Regions from separate parts of the Homo sapiens genome. Here regions 1, 3 and 4 are each linked to region 2. The links are chromatin contacts, found by Hi-C or POLR2A ChIA-PET in ENCODE. All regions are on one chromosome and are shown on one strand. Each heading gives the region's core, a stretch centred on a gene start or an enhancer-like site at or near the end of the contact. The rest is flanking DNA. Distances are from core to core; before and after follow the strand shown. Region 1 holds the start of GON4L (gon-4 like). Region 2 holds the start of CKS1B (CDC28 protein kinase regulatory subunit 1B). Region 3 has its middle 28 kb from the start of ATP8B2. Region 4 holds the start of ASH1L (ASH1 like histone lysine methyltransferase).

The links. A loop is a pair of places that touch in the nucleus more often than their neighbours do. ChIA-PET counts read pairs that join two places held with the same protein, here RNA polymerase II (POLR2A). Pooled maps may share reads with other maps.
Region 1: a loop to region 2 is called in a pooled map, with 10 times the contacts of the local background. The contact joins the promoter of GON4L here to the promoter of CKS1B in region 2. A Hi-C loop is called at or near these places in 1 of 37 single-sample maps with no recorded cell type and 11 of 50 pooled maps. POLR2A ChIA-PET finds 5 or more read pairs at or near these places in 2 of 52 experiments (B cell and naive thymus-derived CD4-positive, alpha-beta T cell).
Region 3: a pooled map shows a loop between it and region 2 (2.8-fold over the local background). The contact joins the enhancer-like site here to the promoter of CKS1B in region 2. A Hi-C loop is called at or near these places in 1 of 50 pooled maps. POLR2A ChIA-PET finds 5 or more read pairs at or near these places in 4 of 52 experiments (PC-3, PC-9, Panc1 and 1 more).
Region 4: a pooled map shows a loop between it and region 2 (7-fold over the local background). The contact joins the promoter of ASH1L here to the promoter of CKS1B in region 2. A Hi-C loop is called at or near these places in 1 of 168 maps with a recorded cell type or tissue (PC-3) and 6 of 50 pooled maps. POLR2A ChIA-PET finds 5 or more read pairs at or near these places in 1 of 52 experiments (MCF 10A).

Annotation. Positions count from the first base shown.
Region 1 is chr1:155,855,964-155,860,287 of GRCh38, reverse strand. It overlaps GON4L (gon-4 like), which reads left to right and starts at 3,074. Exons shown (of 32, transcript NM_001282860.2): 1 at 3,074-3,141. SYT11 (synaptotagmin 11) reads right to left here and starts at 721. Exons shown (of 4, transcript NM_152280.5): 1 at 493-721. The coding sequence starts at 526. RefSeq lists enhancers at 481-580, 771-880, 2,121-2,708, 2,995-3,194.
Region 2 is chr1:154,972,882-154,976,812 of GRCh38, reverse strand. CKS1B (CDC28 protein kinase regulatory subunit 1B) reads right to left here and starts at 2,132. Exons shown (of 3, transcript NM_001826.3): 1 at 2,009-2,132. The coding sequence starts at 2,067. MIR4258 (microRNA 4258) reads right to left here and starts at 1,120; the gene lies at 1,030-1,120. It also overlaps a transcript of SHC1 not described here. RefSeq lists enhancers at 1,727-1,786, 1,887-2,036, 2,487-2,636 and a silencer at 2,307-2,396.
Region 3 is chr1:154,351,710-154,355,687 of GRCh38, reverse strand. No RefSeq gene overlaps it. Among named protein-coding and RNA genes, the nearest start is that of ATP8B2, 28 kb to the right of the region's middle. Within about 2 kb of position 2,432, at least 26 of the 41 ENCODE cell types and tissues checked have a DNase peak (open chromatin) inside an H3K27ac peak, as active enhancers do.
Region 4 is chr1:155,560,519-155,564,345 of GRCh38, reverse strand. It overlaps ASH1L (ASH1 like histone lysine methyltransferase), which reads left to right and starts at 1,543. Exons shown (of 28, transcript NM_018489.3): 1 at 1,543-2,193. It overlaps ASH1L-AS1 (ASH1L antisense RNA 1), which reads right to left and starts at 2,304. Exons shown (of 2, transcript NR_147964.1): 1 at 2,060-2,304; 2 at 402-1,096. It also overlaps a transcript of MSTO1 not described here. RefSeq lists silencers at 34-328, 1,413-1,552, 1,603-1,752, 3,474-3,768 and an enhancer at 957-1,524.

The sequences.
Region 1 (4,324 bases), core at 1,825-4,324, 880 kb before region 2:
CTCCCCTGGCTGCCAGCCACACGGCCCACAGTCTCCAAGCTGCCATCTTGATGCCCCATCCCCCTTGTCACTTCCCTCCCCCGCAGCCCTTAGGAATGGGAGGGGGAGGAAGGGGCACCGCCCTGTGTGCCCCAAGGGGGAGGGCTTGGCCTACCCCACCTCTCCTCCCCCAGAAGGAGGGGTTCACATCCTCCGCACGCTTGCTGTTTCTCACCTCCAGCAGTGCTGACAGTGCACCATACAAGGTTTTAGCATCCTGGACTTCCCCACCCTCGGTGTGGCTCAGGCCCTGCCAGTCCCTGCAGCCCATAGCTCAAGTTCATGCACTGTCAACTGCCCACTACCCACTACCCACCACCACAGGCCCGATTTTAGTGGGGCTGGCATTTTGAAGGCTCTGGTCTGGGCTGCATTCTCTGCCCTGCCGCTGGGCCCCCTTGGCCTTGCAACCATTCTGACCACCTCAAGCTTAGTTTTCCCGAGTCTACTTACCAAAGCTAGGTCGGATATTGGTGATCTCAGCCATGTCGTAATCAGAGGCTGTTGCTATAACGTTTTTGCAATGGTGAGACAGCTCTGGGAACCCTCGGTCAGTACCGAGGCAGCAGCTGTAGAGCTCTAGGTCAGGGAAGGGGGAAGGTATCCAGCGGACGCCTCCTGCGACGGTCCGGCCCCTAGTTGTCAGCTGCGCTCAGCTCTTAAGATGCTCCGGGGATGCGCTGAGCTAAGGATGCAGGTGCAGTCAGACTGGTCCTGATGAGAGGTAGGCTCCGCCTTCTTCCGAATGGTCCTCGGAAGAAGACTCCGCCTCTTCCGAATGGTCCTCGGAAGAAGACTCCGCCTCTTCCGAAAGATTACGGAAGTCAGCCCTCGCCCCCTTCAGGAAGCTCTCCCGGAGGGGACTCCTCCCACCGCCGAGTTTTCCCGAGAATGAGGCCGCGCCCACTGACGCGCTGTGGTTCCAAAACGAGAAAGTACTGAAGGGTAAGAAGCATAGGTAGATTATTATATGAAATCCTCTGATTTCAGTTTTCTGGGCTTTAATACAGCAGCAAAATGTTCTCGGTCCTGAGTTCCAGAATTTTGGGAAAATAAAATTCTGTACTGCCTGGATTTCAGTATCGACTGCCATCATTATGCATTTCTGAGACCGCTAAAGGTTATTACAGAACTTTTTTTTTTGGCTTATATTTCACAGTGGATGGAAACTGTCTTAAACCTCAGAAACTCTGATGAAAGACCAAACCTGGGGATGGTTGCACAACTCTGAACATTTACTAATTTTAAAAAAACAGCCGGGCACGGTGGCTCATGCCTGTAATCCCAAACCTTTGGGAGGCCAAGGCGGGCAGATCACTTGAGGTCAGGAGTTCGAGACCAGCCTGGCCAGCATGGTGAAACCCCCATCTCTACTAAAAATACAAAGATTAGCCGGGCGTGGTGGCACACGCTACTTGGGAGGCTGAGACACGAGGATCGCTTGAGCCCAGGAGGTGGAGGTTGCAGTGAACCGAGATCGCGCCACTGCACTCCAGCCTGGGCAACAGAACAAGACTCCGTCTGAAAAAAAAAAAAAAAAAAAAATTTGGTTGTACACGTAAAACAGATGGATATTGTGGTATGCAAAGCTGTTTAAAAAAAAAAAAAAAAACAACTAATGAAAAGTGCCAAAGTTAATCAGTGTTGAATTTTTTTCATGAACCTCAAGTGCTTAGGGTTTCGTATGAGAGAGGCCAAACCGAAAGATCTGTGTATTCTGTAGGTCAAAGAACAACACACATGAAACTCCGAGCTTCTGGAGTCTTCCTTGGTATTTGGGAGAGTTGGTGTGATTCAGGTTAGTCAGACTACTGCCATGTTTGCATAAATTTCAACCTTCATTTTGGCTGTGGATAATTTCATCCGTTGGATTCTGTTTACAGATAGGATTAGTTCAAATGTATAAATTTGTGTTGGTGGTTTACCTGTAAAATGAGGGGGTTGAAAGTATTTTTCCACCTTTTGACATTCTGTTTTTTATTATTTTTTTAATCTCCGTGGATTCCAGACATTGTTTTTCTAGAAAAGTGGAAATAACATCATTTTAGAAGTCATTCATTCATTCGCTCATTCAAAAAGCACGTATTGAATTATTGAACATCTGTTACACCCCAGGCAGCCTCCTGGACACTGGGTCAATGCATTATTAGCTAGAGTTAGGAGACTTAATACCTGATTCTCCTTGATAGCTGTCTGTGTACCGTTGTGAAATCACCTACTCAGATGAGCCAGAACTTTGTCCTGTGCAAACTGGAATATGATATAATAATCTTACAGTCTATTGTGGAGACCAAGTCACCTAAGAAAATGTGAGAGCATTTTGTAAAATGCAGAATATTGTACATATATGAATAATTACTATAGCCTGAGTCCAAGAGTGCCTTAGTTTTAATCAGGAGCCTGCACTATTTGTAATTTAGAGACTTCTTTTTCTGGCATTTTATGACTTCTTCAGTCCCTTGGTCCTGTGTTCCAGGTGACTCGTAGTGAGAAAAATTAGTTGTTAATCTTTTTTTTTTTTTGATACAGAGTCTCACTGTCGCTCAGGTTGGAGTGCAGTGGCACGATGCCGGCTCACTGCCACCTCCGTCTCCCGGGTTCAAGCGATTCTCCTGCCTCAGCCTCCGGAGTAGCTGGGATTACAGGCGTGCGCCACCACGCCCAGCTAATTTTGTATATTTAGTAGAGACGGGGTTTCACCATGTTAGCCAGGGTGATCTCGAACTCCCGACCTCAGGTAATCCGCCCGCCTCCGTCTCCCAAGGTGCCGGGATTACAGGCGTGAGCCACCGCGCCTGGCCCCCAAATTAGCTGTTAATCTAAACCACTGAATCTTAACCTCAGTTTTGAGTAGGATAACTCCATGGGCAGAGAAAGCTAAGTAGTGCCTTTAAATTTTTTTGCCAATAACTGACGCACTAACGTTGTGGCTTCACTCTGCCCTAAAATGGGATGGCGCATAGTGTTAGGCGCATGCTCCTTGATGCACTGCGGCGCGGCGCTCCGAGGCTCGGGGACGCGCACGCAATTCGCTGTTGTTGGCTGACTTCCGGTGGTGCCAAAGCCGTTTCCGTGGAATCAGGCCGGCTGGTGAGGGTACAGGTTTGTGTGTGGTGGGGTGGGAAGAGGCAGGTGGGAGCTGGGACACCTGGACGAACGATGTCCAGGTTGAGAAGGTCGGGTCTGAGGGTGGGCGCTGGGTGCGTGGCGGAAGTTAAGGGCGTGAAGTCCAGTGTCTAGTTGGGAATGGGGACTGGAGCCAGCCCTGGGCACCGAGGTGGAAGCGCGGTTAGGACCCCTTTTGAAAATGTTTTCCTAGGAGAGGGCCGTGCCGGGGCTGCCTCCACATTGGCATTCATTCACCCTGCTGGTCCGACTTGGGTTCCCAAAAAAGTGGATTCTGTCGAGCTACTGCTGTGTTTGAGGTGCCTGGAGCTGAAGTAGCTGTCTTTCTTTCCTTCTTTTTCTTTCTTTCTTTTTCTTTTTTTCCCCTTTTTTTGATCTCAGTAATTATCTGTGAAATAAAAGAGCTGCCCTGGCTACTCCCATTCTATTTCTTATAAGGTCACCACCATCTCTCACAGGAATCAACGAAATCTTCATGTTTTATTGAGCTTTAGTTACTGAGTTTTAATTACATCAGTTGATTGAGGGGATGGAGAATCTCCCCTAATGTCTTGGAGAAACAGAAGGGAGGTTTAAAACTAACTGTAGGTCGGGCGCGGTGGCTCACGCCTCTAATCCTAGCACTTTGGGAGGCTGGGGCGGGAGGATCGCTTGAGGCCAGGAGTTTGAGACCAGCCTGGGTAACAAATCGAGACCCCGTCTCTACAAAAAAAAAAAAAGAAAAAAAGTCGTTGAGGGTGGTGGCAAGTGCCTTGTAGTCCTAGCTACTCGGGAGGCCGAGGCCAGAGGGTCACTGGAGCCCAGGAGTCTGAGGCTGCAGTGAACTAGGATCTTGCCACTGCACTCCGGTCTGGGCAACAGAGCGAGACCTTGTCTCTGGAAAGAAAGAGAGAGAGAGAGAAAGAAAGAAAAGAAGAAAGAGAAATCTAACCTTAGACGCTTAGAGTTACAAATAACTTTTATTTTTCAGTTCTCTAGTTCAGGCTTTCATCTAGTACTCTGATAAGTGGACATTCAGGCTTCGCTTGAACATTGCCAGTGATCTAACACAAGGCGGCTTATTCTATTATTGGATCTATTTATGACAGTAAAGTTTTCCTGGGTAATAAGATGCCTTTTTTTTTTTTTTTTTTTTTTTTTTTTGACAGAGTCTCCCTCT
Region 2 (3,931 bases), core at 883-3,382:
ATTCTCCTAAAAGAAAAAATTCTAGTCCAAATATAATGAAAATAGCTCACATTCTAACACCACCCTGGCACGAAATTTGGCTTCAATACATACACCAAAAAACCCCTCTTAAACCAAAGTGCCACTGCCAAGAGTTTCATCTTCCAGGGGATGAAATGGTGATTCCTTCCCAGCTCCACAAATCTCTTATAAGCACATACAGTTTTAAGTTAGTTTAGTTCAGATGTAGAGGAAAACAGCTGAGGAAAAGAAAGTTAATTAAAGGAGGGTCTGGAGCCGTCTTGGCATAAAGATGATTATGTATTTGTCAATGCACATCGAGTTCTCTGGAAGACCCAAAGCCCTGAACTAGGCTGGGTGAAGAGACACAAGAAAAGCAAGTTTTCATTTTATGTTCTCCAACTGAGGAGACAAGATACAAACCAGGAAGTGGTCTTAATTATTACAATTAATACAGATTAGCATAATGCCAACATTTGTGGAATCCTGTGTCTTCCCTTATTCCCAATCTAGATTATGCACTTAAAATTTATCAAGCCCGAATGCCACATCCAGTGCCAGGATTCCATCATCACCATCCTTGGCAGATGGCTATCCAGTGTCTTCTAAACAATTTCAGTCAAGAGGTGCTTCCTCCCACATACCTTTTTCTTAGAGTCTCATCTCAGGCTCTGCCCTCTAGGAAGCTTTCCCCAACATTCCCTCTTCCGTTTTTCCTCTCAGTATTTTAAGTTTCATGTTCAAGGGTACATGTGCAGGTTTGTTATATAGGTAAAATCCTGACTCGGGGGTTCGGTGTACAGGTTATTTCATCACCCAGGTACTAAGCATAGTACCCGACAGTTTTTTTTTTTCCTGAACCTCTACCTCCTCCCACCCTCCTCCCTCAAGCAGGCCCCAATGTCTGTTGTTCCCCTCTTTCTGTCCCTGTGTTTTTATCTCCGACATATAAATGAAAACACGCGTAGTTTACTACTGGTTTCGTTTTCAATGGTGGTGAAAGAGACATCACGCTGAATTGGCCCTTAGGACACTCCCCCGCCCCCAAACCAAGCCCAGGGAAGAAGACCGACCGAAAGTAAGAGGTCAGCCTCCAAGGCGGTGGCGGGGCGGGGGGCGTTCTCGAAGCGTGGGATGGGGGAGCGTCCTGGAGTTAGCAAAAGTAGGGGACTGACTTTCTAGCCCCACCTCAACCCCCGCTCACAGCTAGGAAGCCGCAGCCTTCGGGTCGCCAGTTCCCTCTCCTTAGCAAGTCTTGTGTGCTCCCATCACACCCTGTAATGGCTCCTTGCATAGCGTGTGTCACCTTTCTGGTGTCTGTCGGTACCACCCACAGATTTTTAAATTTGTGAACAGCAGAGACCATGTGTTATCCTTGCACTTTAGCAGAACACCTGAAACCTGTTAAGTATTCCGTAACTGTTCCCTTTGATATTTAAAGGGCATCTATTAGACCCATATTAAGTATTTTCTCAATGCTCCTAGCCAGTTTTATTCCATTGCAGTCCCAAGCGATCCCCTTCCTTACACAAGCCAGACAACCACGCCCCTTGTCTTTTTCACGAGTTAATAAGCAATATTCAACTCTCTCAGCGCTACTCTCCTGTTAGGGACGCCAGGAAACTTCCAGCTCCGCTTTTGCTACGTTCTCCCACTGGATTCGACAAGATTACTGTGAAACAGTCTCTACAAGGCAAGTTAAGTTTGCCCGATAAAGTTCAGAGAATGATCCAGAAAGCCTCATGGGTGAGGGTGGTCAGTACCCTAACCACGCCCACCCCTCTCTCCTCTCTACTGAGAGGCGACTCCAAATTCGCAACCACTTTGTTTTACGAGCGCCTCCCACCTCCGCGCATGCGCCTTACGCCTTCCACAATATCACACCATTGCCCGTTCGCACCTCGTACGCATGCGCCAATTCTATCGCCTCAGTTCCTGTTACTAATTCCTTGTGCCCTCAGCGGCCAAAGCTCACGACCCTCGCTATTGCTCCCGCGCCAGCACTAACCGATACTCAAACTCCTCGTCGTCGTATTTGTCCGAATAGTAAATTTGTTTGTGCGACATGATCGCTCGGTTTGCTAGCCTTCAGCCCCGCGCCGCCAACCTCCAAGCAACTCCCAACAGCACGCGCTCCCACCCACTTTGGCCTCGCTTTCAAACACGCCGCCCGCACTTCCTATTGGTCCGTTTGGCTCGAGGCGGGACACCTCTACTTTCAAGCCTCCGATTGGCTTAGATTTACTTCTCTTCGGATCCTTATTGGAGGGCAGTTCTCACGCTTCTCAAGAACGAGCGTGGGTCAAAAGTAGGCGTCTTATTGGCCACCACTGCCTTTGTGCGCGATCTCGCGCTGCCATTGGCTAACTCGGGAAAGTGGGAAGCGTGAAGGAGGGACCCTGAGGTAGAGGGTCAGGGGTTAGTGAGGCCGGAAGTGAGTGTAATAAAGTTTCTCCAGGGAGGCAGGGCCCGGGGAGAAAGTTGGAGCGGTAACCTAAGCTGGCAGTGGCGTGATCCGGCACCAAATCGGCCCGCGGTGCGGTGCGGAGACTCCATGAGGCCCTGGTGAGTCTTGACTTTTTTCTCCTTAGGTGACTCACTCTTTCACCCCGGAACCCCTCTCCCGGGACCCCACTTCCGGTCTTCATTTATAAGTCCCGCCCCTGAGACCCCTCTCCCCGGAAGTCCCACCTCCCAACTTCAGGGGGCTCCCCCGAACCCCGACTTGATTTTTATTTTTTGTCTCCGACCCCACCCTGTCGCCCAGTTTTTCTGGAAGTCCCCACCCCCCGACACGTTCCAAGCCCTACTACGAGAAACCCTTCGTTACTCCTTCCATTCTCCGAAACTCCGCCTCCTAGCAACGATCCTCGGCTAACTCCTGTCAAAAGGCCTATCTCCCAAAAGGGCAAAACCCTGCTCTTCAAAGAACGATTCGAATTTGTTGAAGCTCCGCCCCTCCGAAGCCACGCCCCCTCCGTAATCCACGTCTGACTGTCCAGAAAGCCTCCCCGCCCAGAAGTCTGAAGTTCGCGTCCTTAGGGGACCACGCCCCCTTAGGAGCTTTATCTTTGTGGGACCTGGGTCATCAGCTGAAAAGCCTTGTCGTCAATCCCTGAAACTCCACCTGCTTATATTTTCCTGTCCTTTCTCTTTTTGGGCCTTGGGATCAGTTTTCCGAGCACTCTCGTGCTCCCCCAGGTGGGAAGTCAAAGTTCCCATCTCTGGCTGTAAGGAGTGAGATTAAAGGCAGCCGTTTTCCGTTTTCCTTTCTATCTTTTTTTTTTTTTTTTTTTTTTTTAAGACGGAGTTTCGCTCTTATCGTCCAGGCTGGAGTGCAATGGTGCGATCTCGGCTCACTGCAACCTCCGCCTCCTGAGTTCAAGTGATTCTCCTGCCTCAGCCTCCTGAGTAGCTGGGATTACAGGCGCCCACCACCACGCCCGGCTAATTTTTGTATTTTTAGTAGAGACGGGGTTTCCCCATGTTGGCTAGGCTAGCCTCGAACTCCTGACCTCAGGTGCTCCACCCTTATCAGCCTCCTTAAGTGTTAGGATTACAGGCGTTAGCCACTGCGCCCGTCCCCGTTTTCCTCTTTCTTAACCTCCTCCAAGGGTAGAACTATTTGAAAGGGCTGAACGTGGGGTTTGGCACGAGAGGGAGAGAGAGACTTGCCCTCAGACTCCCAGCCTCACTTCCTGGCTTTCCCTTCCCAGGACCAACCTCATCCCAGAAGTAGCTCTAGGCCTTCCTAGACATAAGTGGATAAGACCATGGATTTGTTGGTGTGTGGCATGTGGGTGTGACATGAGCAAAAGTTTTCTACTACCAGAAGAACGGTAGTTTGGAGTGGGGGTAGATAATAGTGCTCTTTTTGTTGTTTGATTTTTTTTTTTTTAAGGGACAGTTCAGTCGCTACTTCTCTGTCTCT
Region 3 (3,978 bases), core at 1,183-3,682, 620 kb after region 2:
GCTAGGCTGGAGGAACTCCCTCTTTCTGTGTCCAAAAACACTCCTTTCTTAAGAGGAGACACTCCATCACGTTTTGGAGAGAGAGAGAGAGGGAAAGTGTGTGTGTGTTTTGTTTTGTTATTTTATTTTTTTAGAAGGAGACTTACTCTGTCGCCCAGGCTGGAGTATAGTGGCGCGATCTCTGCTCACTGCAACCTCTGCCTCCTGGGTTCAAGCCATTCTCCTGCCTCAGCCTCCTGAGTAGCCGAGATTACAGGGGCACGCCAGGACACCCAGCTAATTTTTGTATTTTTAGTAGAGACAGGGTTTCACCATGTTGGCCAGACTGGTCTCGAACTCCTGGCCTCAGGCGATCTGCCCACCTTGACCTCCCAAAGTGCTGGGGTTACAGGCATGAGCCACCATGCCGGGCCACTGTGTGTGTGTGTGTGTGTGTGTGTGTGTGTGTGTGTGTGTGTGTGTGTGTGTTTTGGTTTTTTTAGATGGAGTTTCGCTCTTGTTGCCCAGGCTAGAGTGCAACGGCCTGATCTTAGCTCAATGCAACCTCCGCCTCCCAGGTTCAAGTAATTCTCCTGCCTCAGCCTCCTGAGTAGCTGGGATTACAGGCGTCTGCCCCCATGCCCAGCTAATTTGTTGTATTTTTCGTATAGACAGGGTGAAGCCATTTTAGTCAGGCTGGTCTCGAACTCCTGACCTCAGATGATCCACCCGCCTTGGCCTCCCAAAGTGCTGGGATTACAGGCGTGAGCCACTGCGCCCAGCCCAGTGTGTGTTTTAATAGACTAGTATTGGGAAAGACTTCCCTCTCTCAGCCCGGCAAGATAAGTCTACACCCTCCCCAGGCGGGTGTCCAGCAGGGCAGCTCCCAGCAACTCACTGAGAACTGGAAAGTTTCCAGGAAGGGTTGGGAGGGTCAGACAGGTCATGTTTCTCACTGGGGTCAGGACACAGTCCTTCAAGATAGGACACTGGAGCAGAGATAAGCAGGAGAACTCAGCTCCTTCCTTCAGCCGCAGAGCCCAGTGTTTAGTACATCTCCATCAATGGCTTGCTTCCTCTGAAGTAGAGACTGCAGTGGGTAGTCCTGGTGCTTTATCAGTGAGTCCCTCCCTCATGCTCTGCAGGGTGGCTACAGTGGGAGGCTGCAGCTGCCTACCTAATCTGAGCACTCTGGTCTCTCCAGTTTCTCTTTTGGGGCCAAGGAAAGTGACATTGAACCTTTGTGGCAGAATTTCTTTGTGTTTTGAGTCCCAACCTAGATGGCCCCGCTTTGGGGACAGAAATATGGCTGTCGTGACCCTGCCTGGGTCACAATCACTGGGAAACAGTGGCTCAGGACATTGCAGCTTAATCATTTCATGCTCCACATCAAAGAAGATGAAATATATGATTTACAGTGTGGTGGCCCCAGAGCAGAGGTTGTAGGGTTTTCTCCAGGACATGTGTGTCTGGCTTTGGTGACTGGTGAGATCGCGTGCTGCTCACTGAAATAGAGGATGCGGGAGGAGCAACAGGTGTTGGGAAAAACAATGTTCAGTGTGGGGTATGTTGAATAACAGGTGGTGGTGGGTCGTCCTAGTGGAGAGGTCCAATGGATAATTGAATACAAGGGTCTGGAGCGTGGAGTGGAAGGAAGAAGTCCAATCTAGAGGTGAACAATGGTGACTCTCCATTTAATTGTTAAATCTTACTTGTTTAAACAAATCTTATTTAAACCATGGGTTTGCATGGGGACCTTCAAGGACCCTGCACAGAAGAGAAAAGCTTAGAGCCAAGTATGGAGTCCTGGGGCATGGTGGGAAGAAGAACAGAGGAAGGAGCTCCAAGGAAGGAGACAGAAGGATCAACCAGAGAGGCAGCAGTTAAACCAAGAGAAAGTGGAACAAAGTCAGCAGAGGGCAGAGTTTCAAGGAGAAGGCAGCCAACACAGTCAAATGACTAAGAGATTGCAAGTCAGATCAGACCTGGAAATGCCTTCTGGACTTGGCCAACATGAAGGTCAAAGGTGATTTTAGTGAAAGCATTTCAGGGACTGGTGAAGGAGATGCCAGATTACAGGCAGTGGAAGAGATAACAGAGAGGCTAATGGGAGGGACACAGACCACAACAGAGTTGATAGGGGTTAGGGGTCAGGTGAGGGGGAAGAAAACTGAGCAGGCTAATTTGGGGAAGGAAAGAATCAACGGAGAGGGAAATGAAGGCAGGGTCAAGAGAAGGTCCTGGTGAAGGACAATGGAAGGTGCAGTGGTGGGAGGAGGGGAGGGGCGGGGCCACAGGGAGCGGGACAGGAGAGTCCAGCCTCCCCAGGCAGGGGAAAGGAAAGGGGAAGGCCGGCGTGCCTGTGCGCAGTGAGATTTGTAGTTGAGAGGAAAGCCGCAGAAGTTATTTGCTCCGTGAAGTAGGAGGCAGCACCATCTGCTGAGGGCAGGGTGGGAGGCGGTGGCAGGAGTTGAGGGAGGGGCAGGAGAATGAGGTTCCCAGCGTCTCCTCGCCGTGCAGAGGCGCCTGCGGAGGGAGCCCGGGCAGCTGCCGCTCCTCTTGCTCCGTGGTTGTGTGCTGCCCTTCAGCATTCCACAGCTCACCCTGGGAGACGCTGGGCTGACCCAAGGCTGGAATGTTCCGGGGCAAAGCGACGAGTACCAGACCACGGGCTCCGGGCTGGATTGGGAAGCAAGTAAGGGTTCACATATGGAAGCAAGCGACCAGGAGGAAAGGGAGGGGCCGTAGTTTTCGCTGGGAGCACAGATGGAAGCGGGAAGAACTGAAGAATATGGATGGCCAAATGCTGAATGAATTGTGAGAGTTCAGAGGTGGAGCTCCTCCCGACGGCAGTGGGCGCCCATGGGTGTGTGCTGCTTTAGTGGAGTGGAGAGGAACGCCCTTGGAGATAAGCAGGCTCAGTGGAACAAAGCTGCGGTATCGGACAGACTTCACCTCCACGCACTCAGAAAAGGCACTAGGACGATGGGGACCTAGGGGCTGGAAGCCACTCCCACAGGAGCCCAGGTGCTCAGTCAGCGCAGGGAAGGAAGACCAGGGATGCCTGCGGCAGAGGGGAGAAAACGGGGAGCCCGAGTGCCCGGAGCCTCCGTGGAGGCGTGTGTCTATATCGCGACGGAGAAAACGCGTCCCCAAGAGGCAATGAAAGTTAAAATGACATTGGCCCTGCCCCTCAGACACACATAATAGGATCCTGGGTGCAGGAGAGCCAGGGTCAGCGAGAGGAGCCAAGGAAGACATTCCCAGTGGCTGAACAGACCCCCAACGGGAGGCCAGCGCAGTGCTGAAGACCTGTCTTGTGGGAGGGGTGGACTTGGGGCCTCACCAGCCTCAAGGGATTAAGGCTTCTTTCTGTGTTTCGGGGGTGGGGGCACTGAAGCCAGATGCCACTTGCTGCCCAAAGCTCAGGGTTCCAGACAGACCCCAAAGAAAGGCTTGTGTGGACTGGACAGCCTCTCCCTGGGTGGAGGTGGGTGTCAGGTGGTGTTCCTGGCGGTCTGTGGCGGGATTCCCGCCAGGGGCCGTTTCTCCTGAAGAGGGAAACAGATCTTATCTTCACATCTTCCCCCCATACACCCTCCGCTCCCCCACCCTTTTTTTTTTTTTTTTTAATACAGGCGGGGTCTCCCCATGTTGCCCAGGCTGGTCTTGAACTCCTGGGCTGGGCTCAAGTGATCCTCCTGCCTCAGCCTCGCAAAATGCTGGGATTACAGGCATTGAGCCACCACACCCAGTCTACGTTTTTGAGAAGGATTGTTCCATAACTGAAGACTGGCTGGGTCAGGGGGAAATTAGCCTGCGGGTGGGGCTGGATCATGCTGATATTGGCCATCGGCGGAGGAAGCTATACTTCTTTCTCCTCAGGCCAGCACTAACCCTGGCCCTGACTCCTAGGACCCCATCCTCATCCGCCCTCCCTTCCCTGGAGGAAAGCTCCCTTTAATATAAGACTTTAGCTTCCTTGATACTCACTTGAGA
Region 4 (3,827 bases), core at 294-2,793, 590 kb before region 2:
ATTTTTGTATTTTTAGTAGAGACGGGATTTTGCCATGTTGGCCAGGCTGGTCTCGAACTCCTGACCTCAGGTCATCCGCCCACCTTGGCCTCCCAAAGCGCTGGGATTACAAGCGTTAGCCACCGCGCCCGGCCTTGCATGGGCTTTTGAACAGTCATTTCTGAATTACTTCCTGGATCCCCAGGAGTCCACAAATGTGAAGGAAAGGGAAACCCAAGTAGATCCTTCCGGTAATTTATTCTGCTTTACCCTTTAGGTAAAGGTAAAAACTACTAGATCAAGTAAACTTTGGAATTATTTGTGGACTTTAATCGTCCGTATTTCTGCTGCATTCAATTATCAAATATCAGTCAAGTGTTTTGAGAAACAAATATTCAGTAGCCACAGAAACCTAACAGGCCTATGTTTGCTTTGTTTTATTAACTCCTTGGAGGGACAGAACACTACCAATTACACCCACAAACGTTATCGACATCAACAGAACTGTAAATGACAACACGGCAATATTCTGCACTTTCCCTATGCCTAGGAGCTAATTCCACTTTACATATATTATCTTATTATTTCACACATTAACCCTGGAGGCATGTTTGGAGTTGCCTAATTTTTATGTACACTTTTTGATAAGGAACTAACAAAAATAACTTGCTGAAGGAAGAAAAGGGAGACTAAGTCCAGAACTGAATGAAAAGCACATGGTTTCTTCATCCTCCATCACCAGGCTGTCTAACGAGGCTGAAGAAGTACCATCCATGAGTAAGTGCGTCAAGGGCAAACAAACATCATCGCATATGGACAGTGGTGTGAAATTCGAGAAATCCGAGGAGGGTTAACAACAACAAAAAGCACACCACCACGCCGATCTTCCTCGGGTCCCAGGTTGGCAACTCAACGCCCGGGAGGAATCCCCCCGGAGGCGCGCCGGTCCTACTGGCCTCACTCCCTACCTCCTGGAGGTCCGGAGTCCCGCTCCTTTCCCTCAGCGGTACAATACCCGTGTCGGTCCATTCCCTCACCGTGAGTCGAGGACTAGTTCTCCTGACTAGGCGACCGGCACACACCGCCTGCGACCAGCTCCACAGCAGCGGTCCTGCTACTGCGAAGTAGGCTCAGGTCAACCGGCAGGAAACGACTCAACGCGCAGCCGCCGCGGCCTCCAACCACCGGTGGGCAGAGGGGCGCTAGGCAGTCCTCGATCCGCTCGCCGCGATCCGGCGGAGGAGGAGGAGCAGAGGGAGGCGAGCCGCAGCGCTGCGGCGAGGAGCCCAGGGAGGTAGGTTGTCGTGGGGCTCGGTCCGCCATTCTGGCAATTCCAGTCAAACGGCAAGCCCCGACCCGCTCGGCCCGTCCCTTCCTCTCCTGCCCCTGCAGCCGACAGGAATGGAACAGTCCCGCGGGGGGGATTGTGGGAGGCGCACGCGCGAGGGGTGGAGGGTGGTAGGGGGGGCTGGCGGCGGCGGCGGCGGCCGTGGCGGCGGTTGGTGGCCGTGGGGGCGGGGAAGGGGGGGGAGGAGAGAAGAGGAGGTGGAGGAGGAGGAGGAGGAGGCTTGGGCTTGCGCCGTTGAAGGTACGCGTGAGGGCCTGCGCCGGCGCCGGCTTGACAGGGCCTGAGGGGTAGTGAGGGACTGGACGAGGGGGTTCCTGTGGGTGAGCGCGTACGGGCTGGCTGGCGCGCGGGGCGGCCGAAGGTGGTGGTTGGTGGGAGCAGCCAGCGACGAGCCCGTAGACACTCGTACGCGTGCGGGCGGGCGTGCGCGCTACGCGGACGGAGTCGGGCGGAGCGGGGGACGGTGGGAAAGAACGCAAGGAGGAAGGAGTGGAAGGTTGAGGGGGGCGCTAGGCGCCCTTCGCTCCCTCCCTCTGGAGGAGCTGCCGCCGCCACCGCCGCCACTCTGCTGCTGCCGCCGCCGCCGCCGCCGCTCCCGCCGCCATTTTGGGTTCGCTTTGCGGAGGGGAGACGATCCCAGTCTCGGTTGCGGGACCCGCCTCCCCTCAGTTTGCCCCCTTTAGCCTTCCACCTTTCCCTTCTCCTCTCTCGCATTTCCGCCAGTCAGCTTACCCGCTGGCCGCCTCCTGACAAGCGGGAGGGATCCGCCGTGGACCCAGGGAAGCGGAGGAGCCTGGCGGCCACCCCCTCTTCCCCACTTCCCTGCACTCTCATCGCTCTCGGCCTCGGCCTCGGCCTCCGACACGGTGAGTAGAACGATTTGGGCCGGCATTCGGGCCTAAGCACTCTCTCAGCGATTGAATCCTGGGCTTTCTGGGAGCCACTGTCATCTCCCGGACCTGGATCTCTGAGAGAGCAGTGGTGAAGATGGGGGAGGGGAGAGCAGGGAGGGGGATCCTGAGCCTACCGGGAAGTCCCTCCAGGCGGGGTGAAGGGGTGTCCCTGACAGGCAGACTCCCGGAGGGGGCTGGGAAGTAAGCGAGTGGAGGCGGAGTCGGCTGTGCCCCTGACAGGTTAGTTTGTGTTTGTAGGCATGATCGGAGCCTCCCCCATAGTCCAGTTTGTGTGTGTTTAATTAAGGGATAAGAGTGGTCGAGGACACGATCTTGAGAGGGGATTTTACCTGTGTGACAAGGTCTGTGGTGTCCCTGCCGCGTTGAACGGTATGTGGGAACGACAGGATGATCTCAGTGTTGTAAGTTTAATAAATGTCACTGGTTAGTTTGTACATGGAAAGAGATGTTTTTGGTCTAGCAGACAGATGGTCTGTTGGTGTGTAGCGGCTGTGTTGGTGTGTGTATGTGAGGATGGCAAGTGTTTCCGTAAGAGTTTGCCTTTATTTGTGTAAGTGTAATGGAGTTCCCCTTATAAGTTAGCTTATTTCTTGAATAAATGTTGGGAGGTTCCTTGCAGGTTGATATGTGTGTGTATTTTAGGGATTGGGAGCCCCTAGTTACTTGTTGGGAAAGAGCGGCAATGGTAGTGTTCTGTACAGCATGTGTCTGTGAGGTCAGGGAGGGGAGAAACTTGGCATAGCCAGTTGTGGTCTTAAGAATAGTTTGTGCCTTTGGTTAGAGTGAGTTGTGTAAATGTGAAGGGCCAAAATATCTTTAACAGAATCATTACTACAAAGTTGTAAAGAATGGGTGGCCTTATTTGTTGTCGCGGGTTTATAGTAATAGTTTACAATACAATAAGAAAGCTCTTTCAGTTTTTTTGTGATACTGAATCTCTGTGAAAATGGTAGGATGCTTTCTTCCATTTTACAAAATAGGAAATTTAGGCATAAGGAGAGAACTTCTCCAAGGCCGCATGTTAAATTGGTGACAAAGTTGGAACTGTAACTCCCATATTTTCACTACTACTGCAGCAGTATATTCAGCATACCATGGTGCCTCAGGAAGTCTTTGTCGGCAAATCTGAGTATGCTGGAAAGATAGGAGCACATAAGACTGGTTGGCTTGTATTTGGGGGAGACCGATTGTGTCAGATATGTATGTGGAACGTAGCTGTCCTTGCCGAGTCTGACCTGTATGAAATGCATATCCATGACTATATTATTTTGGATTTATGGAGGAAGCAGAGCATTTCTGACACTTGAGGTTGTATGTGTGAGGGAGAGAAGGCTTTCACAGCTTAACTTGTACCAGAGCAGCTGCATGGGTGCTGACAGCTTAACTTGAAATCTGTGGGAGGAAGGATCCTTTTTCATTCATTCAACAAATATTTGTTGACTGCCTGTTCAATAAATGGTCCATGCCTTGGCGTGAGGATAATCAAGGTGTCTCTGTAAATAGCCTGGGTACAACGTGAGGGGAGTTGTTTTGACAGTGGTGGGTATTAAGTTGAGGGAGGCGGTGTGGAATTAAAACCAGAGAAC